Linked DNA regions of Homo sapiens: region 2 is linked to region 1. A link is a contact called in ENCODE Hi-C or POLR2A ChIA-PET data. All regions are on one chromosome and are shown on one strand. Each heading gives the region's core, a stretch centred on a gene start or an enhancer-like site at or near the end of the contact. The rest is flanking DNA. Distances are from core to core; before and after follow the strand shown. Region 1 has its middle 63 kb from the start of GPCPD1. Region 2 overlaps SHLD1 (shieldin complex subunit 1).

What was found. Hi-C counts contacts between places; a loop is a spot of excess contacts on that map. ChIA-PET counts read pairs that join two places held with the same protein, here RNA polymerase II (POLR2A). Pooled maps may share reads with other maps.
Region 2: a pooled map shows a loop between it and region 1 (4-fold over the local background). The contact joins two enhancer-like sites. A Hi-C loop is called at or near these places in 4 of 168 maps with a recorded cell type or tissue (B cell, Caco-2, K562 and 1 more), 2 of 37 single-sample maps with no recorded cell type and 9 of 50 pooled maps. POLR2A ChIA-PET finds 5 or more read pairs at or near these places in 5 of 52 experiments (CD8-positive, alpha-beta memory T cell, GM12878, HCT116 and 2 more).

The regions. Positions count from the first base shown.
Region 1 is chr20:5,670,896-5,677,144 of GRCh38, reverse strand. No RefSeq gene overlaps it. Among named protein-coding and RNA genes, the nearest start is that of GPCPD1, 63 kb to the right of the region's middle. Within about 2 kb of position 2,669, at least 6 of the 41 ENCODE cell types and tissues checked have a DNase peak (open chromatin) inside an H3K27ac peak, as active enhancers do; they include B cell and OCI-LY7, where a contact is called at or near this core.
Region 2 is chr20:5,794,354-5,800,602 of GRCh38, reverse strand. The region is part of intron 2 of SHLD1 (shieldin complex subunit 1); the gene reads right to left. Among named protein-coding and RNA genes, the nearest start is that of SHLD1, 47 kb to the right of the region's middle. RefSeq lists an enhancer at 2,281-2,480. Within about 2 kb of position 2,547, at least 4 of the 41 ENCODE cell types and tissues checked have a DNase peak (open chromatin) inside an H3K27ac peak, as active enhancers do; they include B cell and OCI-LY7, where a contact is called at or near this core.

The DNA.
Region 1 (6,249 bases), core at 1,420-3,919:
TGGGAGGATTGCTTGAGGCCAGGAGTTCAAGACCAGACTGTTCAACATAGCAAGACCTCGTCCCTATTATTTAAATAAAAAGAAAAAGAAAAAAAGAAGAAAATAAAACTATGCTCACTAATGATCTCTCTCAGTTCAGGAAGCTGGTTACCTCTGCAAAAGGAAGTACAAGAAAGGATTGGGACAGGGTGGAAGGAGTTAGCTGTAGTTGCATAGTTTTTTTTTAAATTTAATCTAATTGATTTATTTCTTTGACACCGAGTCTAGCTCTGTTGCCCAGGCTGGAGTGCAGTGGTGAGATCTCGGCTCACCGCAACCTCCACCTCCTGGGTTCCAGCAATTCTTCTGCCTCAGCCTCCCGAGTAGCTGGGATTACAGGCATGTGCCACCACGCCTGGATAATTTTTGTATTTTTAGTAGAGTCAGGGTTTCACCATGTTGGCCAGACTGGTTTCAAACTCTTGATCTCAGGCTATCCACCCGCCTCAGCTTCCCAAAGTGCTGGGATTATAGGCGTGAGCCTCCGTGCCCAGCCAGTTTTATTTTTTTTAATAAACTTTTTTTAAAAAATCACACCAGAATCTATTGTGTAAAAATGTTCAAATCCATTAAATCTGAGTGGTTAATCCATGGGTATCATATCATAATGATTATTATTTTTGTTTTGATTGCATTTTTTTTTCTTTTTTGAAACAGAGTCTCCTTCTGTCGCCCAGGCCGGAGTGCAGTGGCACAATCTCAGCTTCCTCCAACCTCTGCCTCCCAGGTTCAAGCGATTCTCCTGCCTCAGCCTCCCAAGTAGCTGAGATTACAGGCAGGCACCACCATGCCCAGTGTACTTTTTGTGTTGTTAGTAGAGATGGGGTTTCACCATGTTGGCCAGGCTGGTCTCAAACTCCCAACCTCAGGTGATCCACCTGCCTCGGCCTCCAAAAGTGCTAGGATTACAGGCATAAGCCACTGCGCCTGGCCTTAAAATATTTTAAAAAATATTCTCCTTGCATAATGAGGTTTAAAAAAATGAAGCGTTTCCTAATTCAGAATGATACAAGGGTGTCACCTGAGGCCCAAGATGGATTGCATGCGTTGGAAAGTTCTCCCTCACCTGGGACGCCCCAGATCCTTTCTTCACCAGCACCTTCTTCAGAGACACAAGAGAGGCTGAGCATGGTGGCTGACACCTATAATCCCTACATATTAGAACGCTGAGGTGGGAGAATCACTTGAAGCCAGGAGTTTGAGAGCAGCCTGGGCAACATAGCAAGACCCTATCTCTACAAAAAAAATTTTTTTTAATTAGCCCAGCATGGTGGCATGTATGTAGTCCTAGAAACTCAGGAGGCTGAGGCAGGAGGATTGCTTAAACCCAGGAGGTCAAGGCTGCAGTGAGGCAAGACTGCACACTGCACACTCCAACCCGGGCAACAAGATAACTTCTATACACGTAGATGAGGCAGTTCCGCCTCTTTGCCTAAAGATTGTGGGAAGTGTGCAACTGCAATGATAAAAAGGACACTCTATGTGACAGCAAGATAAAATTGGCTCTCAGTCAACTGTGAAAGGCATTGCATGGGTGACAGATGAGTGTTATTAACAGAACAGATTATTTGCTTCTTTCTATTTCTGCAAATTATTCTTGTTAACTACAATCTAAACTCGTCTGTTTCCATGTTGTTGAGGAAGTTCTCTGTGTAGCCAAAATAGACACAAAACACTGTTGAAAATTGCACAATTGCTCAAATTCCTTGAGTAAAACATTTGGTACTCTTGAAATCTTCAAACTAGAGTCAAAGCCTATATTGCCTTGCCCAAGGTAACTGGTGTATGCATATGTGTGTGTGTGTGTGTGTGTGTGTGTGCGCGCGTGCGCATGCAAGTGCCTGCATGCAGCAAACAAGTTACATTTATTTCTGTAAAAAAGTAAATAATACTGAAGTGTAGAGTTGATATGACAGCTTTCCTACCCCAGCCTTATCCCAGTCCTTTCCTTTATCAGAAATAAACACCGCTATTAATGAGACATGTTTTCTACTGGGCCATTTTCTATGCATATATAGGCATACCCACATATATTACCTTTAGTATTAAGGCTTTGATATCATGTTTGGTGTTCTACAACTTGCTTTTCTCTAATATGCAAAAGTTTGTATTTTTATTGATAAATTACTGTGAGACACACACAGTTCAAAATGTTGTGTATGGCCAGGCAAAGTGGCTAATACCTCTAATCCCAGCACTTTGGGATGCTGAGGCGGGTGGATCACTTGAGCCCAGGAGTTCGAGACTACCCTGGGCAACATAGCAAGATCCCATCTCTACAAAAAAATAAAAATTAGCCAAGCACAGTGGTGCACTCCTGTATTCCCAGCTACAGTCCCAGGAGGCTGAGGTAGGAGGATCATTTGAACCTGGGAGGTCAAGGCTGCAATGAGCCATGATAATGCCACTGCACTCTACTCTAGATGATAGAGCAAGTCCCTGTCTCAAAAAAAAAAAAAAAAAAAAAACACAGTGCATGTATTGCCCCATTTAATTCTCATTAACAGCCCTAGGAGGCACATAATACTATCTTTCCGATTTTACAAATGGGGAAGTGGAAACTTAGAGCGCTTTAGGCGGCTTCTCCAAGGTCTGACAGACAGGAAGTTTCAGAAACATGATTTGAATCCAGACAGGCCCTCAGTGGTTACCCCTGAGCTATGTTGCTCTATCTTGCCATGTCACCACATATAGGTCTTTCTAATTGTTTTAGGTGCTGTGTGGTTTTTCAATAGAACAGACCAATCATAGTTTACATAACCATTCTTCCATGCTAGACATTTGTGTTGTTTCCAGTGCTTTATGACTCATGCCTCTTCTTGTACACACCTCTTCATGCACATGGGCAAATATTTCTCTGGAATAGATACCTGAAATTGGAACCACTGTGTCATAGGGCATGCATACCTAAAGTATTGACATATACCACTAAGTTCTTTTCAGAAAGGGCTCTGCCAATTTTCAGTTCCACCAACAGTAGGTATACACATAGATGGTTGGTATTATTAGCGAGAATAACCATCCTCACAAACTCTGATTGCTAGTGATTTTTAAGGTATTTTCTAAAGTGATAAGCAAAAAAAATTTTTTTGGCAAAAAATATTTTATTAATGGTTGTGACCTCTATTTCCTTCGTTTTTAATGAGATTAAAATCTTTTCATATATTTATTGGACTTTTTTCTTCAACTTCTGTAAATTGCTGTTATCTTTTGTTCAATTTTCTATTGATTGTTTTTATTTTTCTTATTGACTTGTTTTATATATATGTATACACACACACACACACACGTATATGTATATAATGATTAAAATTCTTTTCCTGGCCAAGCATGGTGGCTCATGCCTGTAATCCTAGCACTTTGGGAGGTCAAGGTGGGCAGATTGCTGTAGCCCAGAAGTTTGAGCCTGGGCAACATAGCGAAAATCTGTCTCTACAAAAAATACAAATAATTAGTTGGGTGCGGTGGTGCGTGCACCTGTAGTCCCCGATACTTGGGGGGCTGAGGTTAGAGGATCACTTGAACCCAGGAGGTCAAGGCTGCAGTGAGCTGAGATAATAGCACTGCATTGCAGCCTGGGTGACAAAGTGAGACCCTGTCTCAAAATAAATAAATAAATAAAAATGTTTTCAGAAAAATAAAACTCTTTTTCTGCTCTGCACATTGTAAATACTTTTTCTCAGTTCATCTGCTGTTAAGTTCACTTTTGGTGTCTTTGACTCAAGAAATGTTTAATTCTCATGAAAACAAATTCAATGGTCTTTTTGGGGGGAGTTCAGGGGTTAAGTCTCACTCCCCACTTTTAGAAAAACCTTTGTTCCTTACAACAAAAGTAAATATATAATACATGTTTATTGTAGACAATATAGGCACTACAGATAAATGAAAAGTAAAAGTAAAAATCAAGTATAAACCTATCCCTCAGTTACAAAGATTATTAATATTTTGGGTATTTCCTACTAGTACTTTAAACATAAGAACAGATATAATTCAATATTATGTATATTTAAAAACAGATATGGCCGGGTGCGGTGGCTCACGCCTGTAATCCCAGCACTTTGGGAGGCCGAAGCGGGCGGATCACGAGGTCAGGAGATCGAGATCATCCTGGCTAACACAGGTGAAACCCCGTCTCTACTAAAAATATAAAAAATTAGCCGGGCGTAGTGGTGGGCGCCTGTAGTCCCCACTACTCTGGAGGCTGAGGCAGGAGAATGGCGGGAACCCGGGAGGCGGAGCTTGCAGTGAGCGGAGGTCGCGGCACTGCGCTCCAGCCTGGGTGACAGAGTTAGACTCCCTCTCAAAATAAAATAAAATAAAATATAAAATAAAATAAAATAAAATAATAAAATAAAATAATAAAATAAAATAATAAATAAAATAAAATAAAATAAAATAAAATAAAATAAAATAAAATAAAATAAAATAAAAACAGATCTGATATGATTAGGCTTTGTGTTCTCACCCAAATCTCATCTTGACTTGTAATCCCCAGGCGTTAACGGAGAGACCTGGTAGGAGGTGATTGGATTATGGGGGCAGTTCCCCCGTGCTGTTTTCATGATAGTGAGTTCTCATGCGATCTGACGGTTTTAAAGAGTAGTTTTTCCTGTGCTTACACGTGCTCTCTCCCTCTCCCCACACCCCCGGCCTCACCTGCTGCCACGTAAGACGGCTTGTTTCCCCTTCTGCCATGATTGTAAGTTTCCTGAGGCCTCCCCAGTCATGTGGAACCGTGGGTCAGTTACACCTCTTTCCCTTATAAATTACCCAGTCTAGGGAAGTTCTTTATAGCAGCATGAGAACAGACTAATATAAGATCACTTTTTTATATTTATTTTTTATTTATTTATTTATTTGAGACGGAGTTTTGCTCTTGTTGCCCAGGCTGGAGTGCAATGGCACAATCTCGGCTCACCGCAACCTCCACTTCCTGGGTTCAAGCGATTCTTCTGCCTCAGCCTCCCCAGTAGCTGGGATTACAGGTGTGCACCACCATGTCTGGCTAATTTTGTATTTTTAGTAGAGACAGAGTTTCACCATGTTGGTCAGGCGGGTCTCGAACTCCTAACCTCAGATAATCCACCTGCCTTGGCCTCCCAAAGTGCTGGGATTACAGGAGTGAGCCACCCTGCCTGGTCCAAGGTAACTTTTTTTAAAAAAAGGATTCTGATGCAGGCCGGGCGCGGTGGCTCACGCCTTGTAATCCCAGCACTTTGGGAGGCCGAGGTGGGTGGATCACAAGGTCAGGGGATCGAGACCATCCTGGCTAACACGGTGAAACCCCATCTCTACTAAAAATACAAAAAATTAGACGGGCGTGGTGGCAGGTGCCTGTAGTCCTAGCTACTCGGGAGGTTGAGGCAGGAGAATGGTGTGAACCCGGGAGGCAGAGCTTGCAGTGAGCCGAGATTGTGCCACTGCACTCCAGCCTGGGTGACACAGCAAGACTCCGTCTCAAAAGAAAAAAAAAAGATTCTGATGCAACTTTTAACGTCTGCTGACTATTTTAAGACACTCAAGAGTGTGGGGTAATTGTTATACACCAAGGAAAGCACTGGGTTCTTACCAATCTGGAGCAGGGCATGGTGGCTCACGCCTGTAATCCCAGCACTTTGAGAGGCCAAGGCAGGCAGATCACCTGAGGTCAGGAGTTTGAGACCAGCCTGGCCCACATGGCGAAACCCCGTCTCTAAAATACGAAAATTAGCCAGGCATGGTGGTATACGCTTGTAATTCCAGCTACTCAGGAGGCTGAGGGGGGAGAATCTCTTGGACCCAGGAGGTGGAGGTTGCAGTGAGCTGAGATCGCACCACTGCACTCCAGCCTGGGTGACAGAGCAAGACTTTTTCTCAAAACAACACCACCACCACCACCACCATCTGGGCTGGAGAAATGTAAAGGGGACATATCCAAGCAGTTGGTGGAATCTCTCTCTTCTGTTTCATGGTGAGGCAGGGATTCCCAGAAGAGCATGAGCCCTGTTTGTCTGGATGCCTCTGCTCCCATCAGGGCCCTCTACAGACAGACAGCTCTGGTCACCCTTGTGTTGTAAACAGATCGCCAAGGCCCCTGGTCTCCAGCGCTCCCTCCCTCCTTCACAGGCCCCACCTCAGCATTTAAACTTCTTCTGGAACTTTTGCCTGAGCCCCAGATTCTCATGGGTCTCATTTGCTGTCTTGCTGCAGACACTGAAGGAGCTGAGCACA
Region 2 (6,249 bases), core at 1,298-3,797, 120 kb before region 1:
TTCTCCTTTCTCAGCCTCCTGAATAGTTGGGATTACAGGTGTCTGCCACCGTGCCCAGCTAATTTTTGTATTTCTAGTAGAGGGTTTCATCATGTTGGCCAGGCTGGTCTCGACCTCCTTACCTCAAGTGATCCACCCACCTTGGCCTCCCAAAGTGCTGGGAGTACAGGCGTGAGCCACCACGCCCGGCCCTATAAATTATTTAAATACAAAAAATAAATAGAAGTTGTAAAGAGCCTTTAAAGAAATCTCACAATTTGAATTTGGAAATATACAGATAGAAAAGTTTTTTATAGGAAAAAAGGCACAAATGATGTCTTGGAGTATAAAAAGCAATGTACTTTGTATGAACTTCCAAGACAGTGTGGGAAGAATCTTTGCTGTAGCTCAGGCAGCCTTGAAACTATTGACATGTTTGGGCTGCAATTCTTTGTTGTGGGAGAGGGCTGCACTGTGCATTGTATCATGCTTAGCTTCATCTCTGGCCTTTATGCACTACATGCCAGTAGCACTGCCCCCTACCCAGTTGCAACAACCAAAAATGTCTCCAGACATTGCCAAATACCCCCTGAAGGACAAAATCACTTTGAGAACCACTGCTCTAGCAATAATCACGTATGGCCTTAAACCCTTTCTTACAGAATTGGGCCACATTTTCCATTCAAAAGAGATTAGCTCTTTCATGTTTATGTACTGACACAAGTATGGTTCCAATGCCATACAACTGGGTCCAAGACAAATCATTCCAGGTTCTCATGTTTAGGTCAATGATATCTTACCACCTTTTCCAGAATTACTTCTAGGGTATGAATCTTGAGTTTGTAAGTATCCTTTTAAAAAGACTTACACTTCATGAAGGCAATTTGAAAGGAATATGGTACTGACCCTATAGTAAGAAGGCCATTCCCTATATGCACATGCCAATCTCTCATCAAGAGCTGAGTCAATTCCTTCACTCTTTGAATTTGAGCTGGCCTGTGATAACAGAAGGCTGGGCGCGGTGGCTCACACCTGTAATCCCAGCACTTTGGGAGGCCAAGGTGAGCAAATTGCTTGAGCTCAGGAGTTTTGAGACCAGCCTGGGCAACATGGCAAAACCCTGTCTCTCCAAAAAAAAAAAAAAAAAAAAAAAAAATTAGCCAGGCATGGTGGTGCATGTCTGTAGTCTCAGCTACTTGGGGGGCCAAGATAGGAGGATTGTTTGAACCCGGGAAGTTGAGGCCGCAGTGAGCCAAGATGGTGCCAATGCACTACAGCCTCAGGGACAAAGTGAGACCCTGGCTCAAAAAGAAAGAGAGAAAGAAAGCAAGAAAGAGAGAGAGCGAGAGAGAGAGAATAGGGGAGGGGAGGGGAGGGAATGCAACAGAAGTGAGGCTAGCCTTTAATTTTTTTTTTTTTCTGAGACAGAGTCTCGCTCAGTCATCCAGGCTAGAGTGCAGTGGTGCAATCACGACTCACTGCAACCTCCGCCTCCCAGGCTCAGGTGATCCTCCCACCTCAGCCTCCTGAGTAGCTAGGACTACAAGTGAACGCCACCATGCCTGGCTAATTTTTGTATTTGTATTTTTTTGTAGAGACGGGGTTTTGCCATGTTGCCATGTAGAGACTCACAAATGGTCTCAAACTCCTGGGCTCAAGTGATCCACCCACCTTGGCCTTCCAAAGTATGGGGATTACAGGCATGAGCCCCCACAACTGGCTGAGGCTAGTTTTTAAGAGAACTGAGGGAGGCTGAGGTGGGCGGATCACGAGGTCAGGAGATCGAGACCATCCTGGCTAACCCGGTGAAACCCCATCTCTATTAAAAATACAAAAAAATTAGCCGGGCACGGTGGTGGGTGCCTGTAGTCCCAGCTACTCTGGAGGTTGAGCCAGGAGAATGGCGTGAACCTGGGAGGCGGAGCTTGCAGTGAGCCGAGCTCTCGCCACTGCACTCCAGCCTGGGCGACAGAGTAAGACTCCGTCTCAAAAAAAAAAAAAAAAAAGAAAACTAAAATGTTAGGCCAGGCGCAGTGGCTTACGCCTGTAATCCCAGCACTTTGGGAGGCCGAGGCGGGCGGATCACAAGGTCAGGAGATTGAGACCATCCTGGCTAACACGGTGAAACCCTGTCTCTACTAAAAATACAAAAAATTAGCCAGACATGGTGGCAGGCGCCTGTAGTCCCATCTACTCAGGAGGCTGAGGCAGGACAATGGTGTGAACCCGGGAGGCGGAGCTGGCAGTGAGCCGAGATCACGCCACTGCACTCTAGCCTGGGTGACAGAAAGACTTCGTCTCAAAAAAAAAAAAAGAGAACTGAGAGTTTCTACTTTTCTTCTCTTGGAAGGCTCACTCTTGCGATTTCCCCTCTCAGAACTCAGCCACCATGTTGTCAGAAGCCTGAGCCACATGGGCATGGAGAGACCACAGGTGGCCACTTCAGCTGACAGCCCAGCTGGGCTCCCAGCTGATGACTAGCATCAACTATCAGCCATGTGAATGAGCAGCCTTGAACATTCCAGACCATTCAAGCCCCCAAGTGACTGCAGCCCCAGCCAATATCACATGGACCATAAGAACCACTCAGCTGAAGCACATCAACCCACAAAATTGTGAGAGAGAACATAATGGTTGTTGTTCCACACCACTAAATTTTGGGGTAGTTAGGCAGCAAGAGATAACCAAAACAAGGCCTCTGATTCAACTGCTGTTGATGACAGAGAACAGAGGGTCATATCTACATGTATAATAGGCATAGAGCCTAAGCAGTAGCCCAGGAAATAGTGAACAAAGAGGCCTGGGACACTGGCAAGCCTAGGACTGCAGGTATCAGTGAAATCAAGTGACTGGATGTTCATGAGTAGCAAAGGCATTATAAATGTGACTTATTAAACAAGTTAGACATGTCTCCAGTCAAATATGATTTGACTAAACATACAATTTTACATGCCCATCACTGTCACAGATACTATAATACTGTGTCTAGTAAGTAAGTAGGGACAGTGTGCTGGGACTGGGACTATATGGGACTTCACACATATTCTTCTTCTTCTTTTTTGAGATGGAGTCTAGCTCTGTCACTCAGACTGGAGTGCAGTGGTATGTTCATAGCTCACTTGCAGCCTTGACCTCCAGGACTCAAGCAATCCTCCCACCTCTGCCTCTTGAGTAGCTGGGACTACAGGCACTCGTCACCATGCCCAGCTTATTTTGTTTATATTTTGTAGAGATGGGGTCTCACTATGTTGCCCAGGCTGATCTTGAACTCCAGAGCTCAAGCCATCCTCCTAACTCAGGCTCCCAAAGTGTTGGGATTACAGGCATGAGCCACTGTGCCCAGCCCACACACATTATTCTTAATCCTCACAAGAGTATAAAATGTAAGCATACTAATCACTCCCTTGCTCCCCTCTCCCTCTTTCCTTTCCTAATTCCTTTCCTTCCCCCTTTTGTTTTTCCTTATTTCATCAAGAAGAGTAGTTTTAAATTTTTAAAATCACAGCATCCATTGTTAGATGAATAAAGCTTCCTATCATTACTTTGGAGCAAAAGATAGAATCCAGAGCTCTGGGTCTGTTTTTCTTCCAATTCTTCCTAATATGCTGAGAGATATGCAATAATACTTCTCATTTTCCTGGCTAGTTAGAAACAACTTCAGCTTCTCATGCCTGTTGAAGGTTGAGTTAATATTTGAAAAGTGATATGCCGATTTACAGTCTAAAACTGTAGACTGTAAAACTGCAGCCAATTATCCTTTAACTCACCTCTCCACCTTTTTTTTTTTTTTTTTCTGAGACAGGGTCTTGTCCTGTTGTCCAGGCTGGAGTGCAGTGGTGCAATTATGGCTCACTGCAACCTCCGCCTCTTGGGCTCAAGCAATCCTTCCACCTCAGCCTCTAGAGTAGCTGGCACTATATGCGCATGCCACTCTGCCTGGCTAATTTTTTGTATTTTTTTGTAGAGATGGGGTTTCTCCATGTTGCCCAGGCTGGTCTCAAACTCCTAGACTCAAGTGATCCACCCGCCTTAGCCTCCCAAAGAGCTGGAATTACAGGCATGAGCCACTGCGCCCGGCCTCATCTCCCCCCTTTCTAACTCACGCTGAAAATGTTTCAAATTCAAATTTAGGGAATTCGCTATGGGTTTTAAAAAAGAGATAAAGCAATGGAAAACCATAGGGTGCCTTTCACATAGACCACAAAAGAAAAAACTCTAGAGGGGCAACTCAAATCATAGTTTAGCAATTATCTGTTTCTTATTATGATTTTTCTATGCCTTTTTATAGTAATATATTAATAACATTAATAACTATGACCAATAGTTCAATTAAAAAAATACTTTAGATAATTTTGAGAGTGCTCACAGTAAGAAAACTCTGAGGTCTTGTAATAAACAGCTATAAAAATGTTTCCTCTAAGATCTGATTAAAATTTGGATTATTGCTCTTTTGCTTTGGTAAATGTATAACAACATTCTAATTTCTATTCCTTAAGTAATGATTTCTAGCACCACCCAGAATGTAATAGCTTCAACAGCTAATCTTTACATAGAGAATTCTGATGTGGAGAAATAAGTAGATATCTACTGTTCCGGAATAGATGATATTTTCTTTCTTTCTTTTTTTTTTTTGAGACAGAGTCTCGCTCTGTTGCCCAGGCTGGAGTGCAGTGGTGCGATCTCGGCTCACTGCAAGCTCTGCCTCCCGGGTTCTGGGTTCATGCCATTCTCCTGCCTCAGCCTCCCGAGTAGCTGGGACTACAGGTGCCCGCCACCAAACCCGGCTAATTTTTTTTTTGTATTTTTAGTAGAGACGGGGTTTCACCGTGTTAGCCAGGATGGTCTCGATCTCCTGACCTCGTGATCCACCTGCCTCGGCCTCCCAAAGTGCTGGGATTACAGGCATGAGCCACCACACCCGGCCAATAGATGATATTTTTTGTAATGAGTTTGTTCATTTCTATTTGTTCTGTGTAGTTATGAAACTTACACAGCCTGATTTTTTTTTTTTTTTTTTTTTTTGCGAGACCAGAGTCTTGCTCTGTCACCCAGGCTGGAGTGCAGTGGCATGATCTCAGCTCACTGCAACCTCTGCCTCCCGGGTTCAAGCAATTCTCCTGCCTCAGCCTCCCAAGTAGCTGGGATTACAGGCACGTGCCACCACATCCAGCTAATTTTTTGTATTTTTAGTACAGAGGGGGGTTTTGCCATATTGGCCAGGCTAGTCTTGAACTCCTGACTTCAAGTGATCTGCCCACCTTGGCTTCCCAAAATGCTGGGATTACAGGGATTAGCCACCATGCCCAGCCTATACAGCCTGATTTTATCACTTTGGTTTTGCGTGTGTGTGTGTGTTTTTTGTTTTGTTTTGTTTTTGTTTTTTTTGAGACAGAGTCTCACTCTATCCCTCAGGCTGAAGTACAGTGGTGTGATCTCGGCTTACTGCAACCTCTGCTTCCTGGGTTCAAGTGATTCTTGTGCCTCAGCCCCCCGAGTAGCTGGGATTACAGGTGTGTGCCACCACGCCTGGCTAATTTTTGAATTTTTAGTAGAGACAGAGTTTCACCATGTTGGCCAGGCTGGTCCCGAACTCCTGACCTCAGATGATCTGCCCACCTTGGTCTCCCAAAGTGCTGGGATTACAGGTGTGAGCCACCAAGCTCGGCCATCACTTTGTTTACATATGTAAACAAATAAGTTTACATATCTTATTTTCCCAACTAGACGATCAACTCCATGAGCACAGGAATCCTGTGTTCTCACTGATTTATATCACCCTCAATCTGTAGCACGGTACAGAGAAAACAATTTTAAAAATGGTCTCATTCATTTCACTGATTAGACGTCTAATAAACATAGTATCTAATACAGTCTCACAAACATGGCTTTGCTTAAAGACACCCCAGATTAACAGGGATCCTTCACCATAAGACTATTTGTAGAATACAACATAGGAACACCTTTCAAATACAAATCAAAGCACTTTGCAAATAAGAAGGCATCTGTTGACAAATATACATGACACTCACAATGAAGAGATTATATAAGAACAGGATGCAATAATTTGCCTAAAATTATATCCAAAGTTAGCAGAAAATATATATTTTCATAGCAAATGCTAAGAAGTAATTCTATAGATACTTTTGGTCAGTGTTAATCCGAATAACTTCTCTGTAAGGGGCCTGTCCCAGGAAAAGTCACTTTTTTGCCTCGTACTGAGCAACATAAAGAAGTGGAAGTCTTAGACTCCTGAAAGGAACTCAAGAAAGA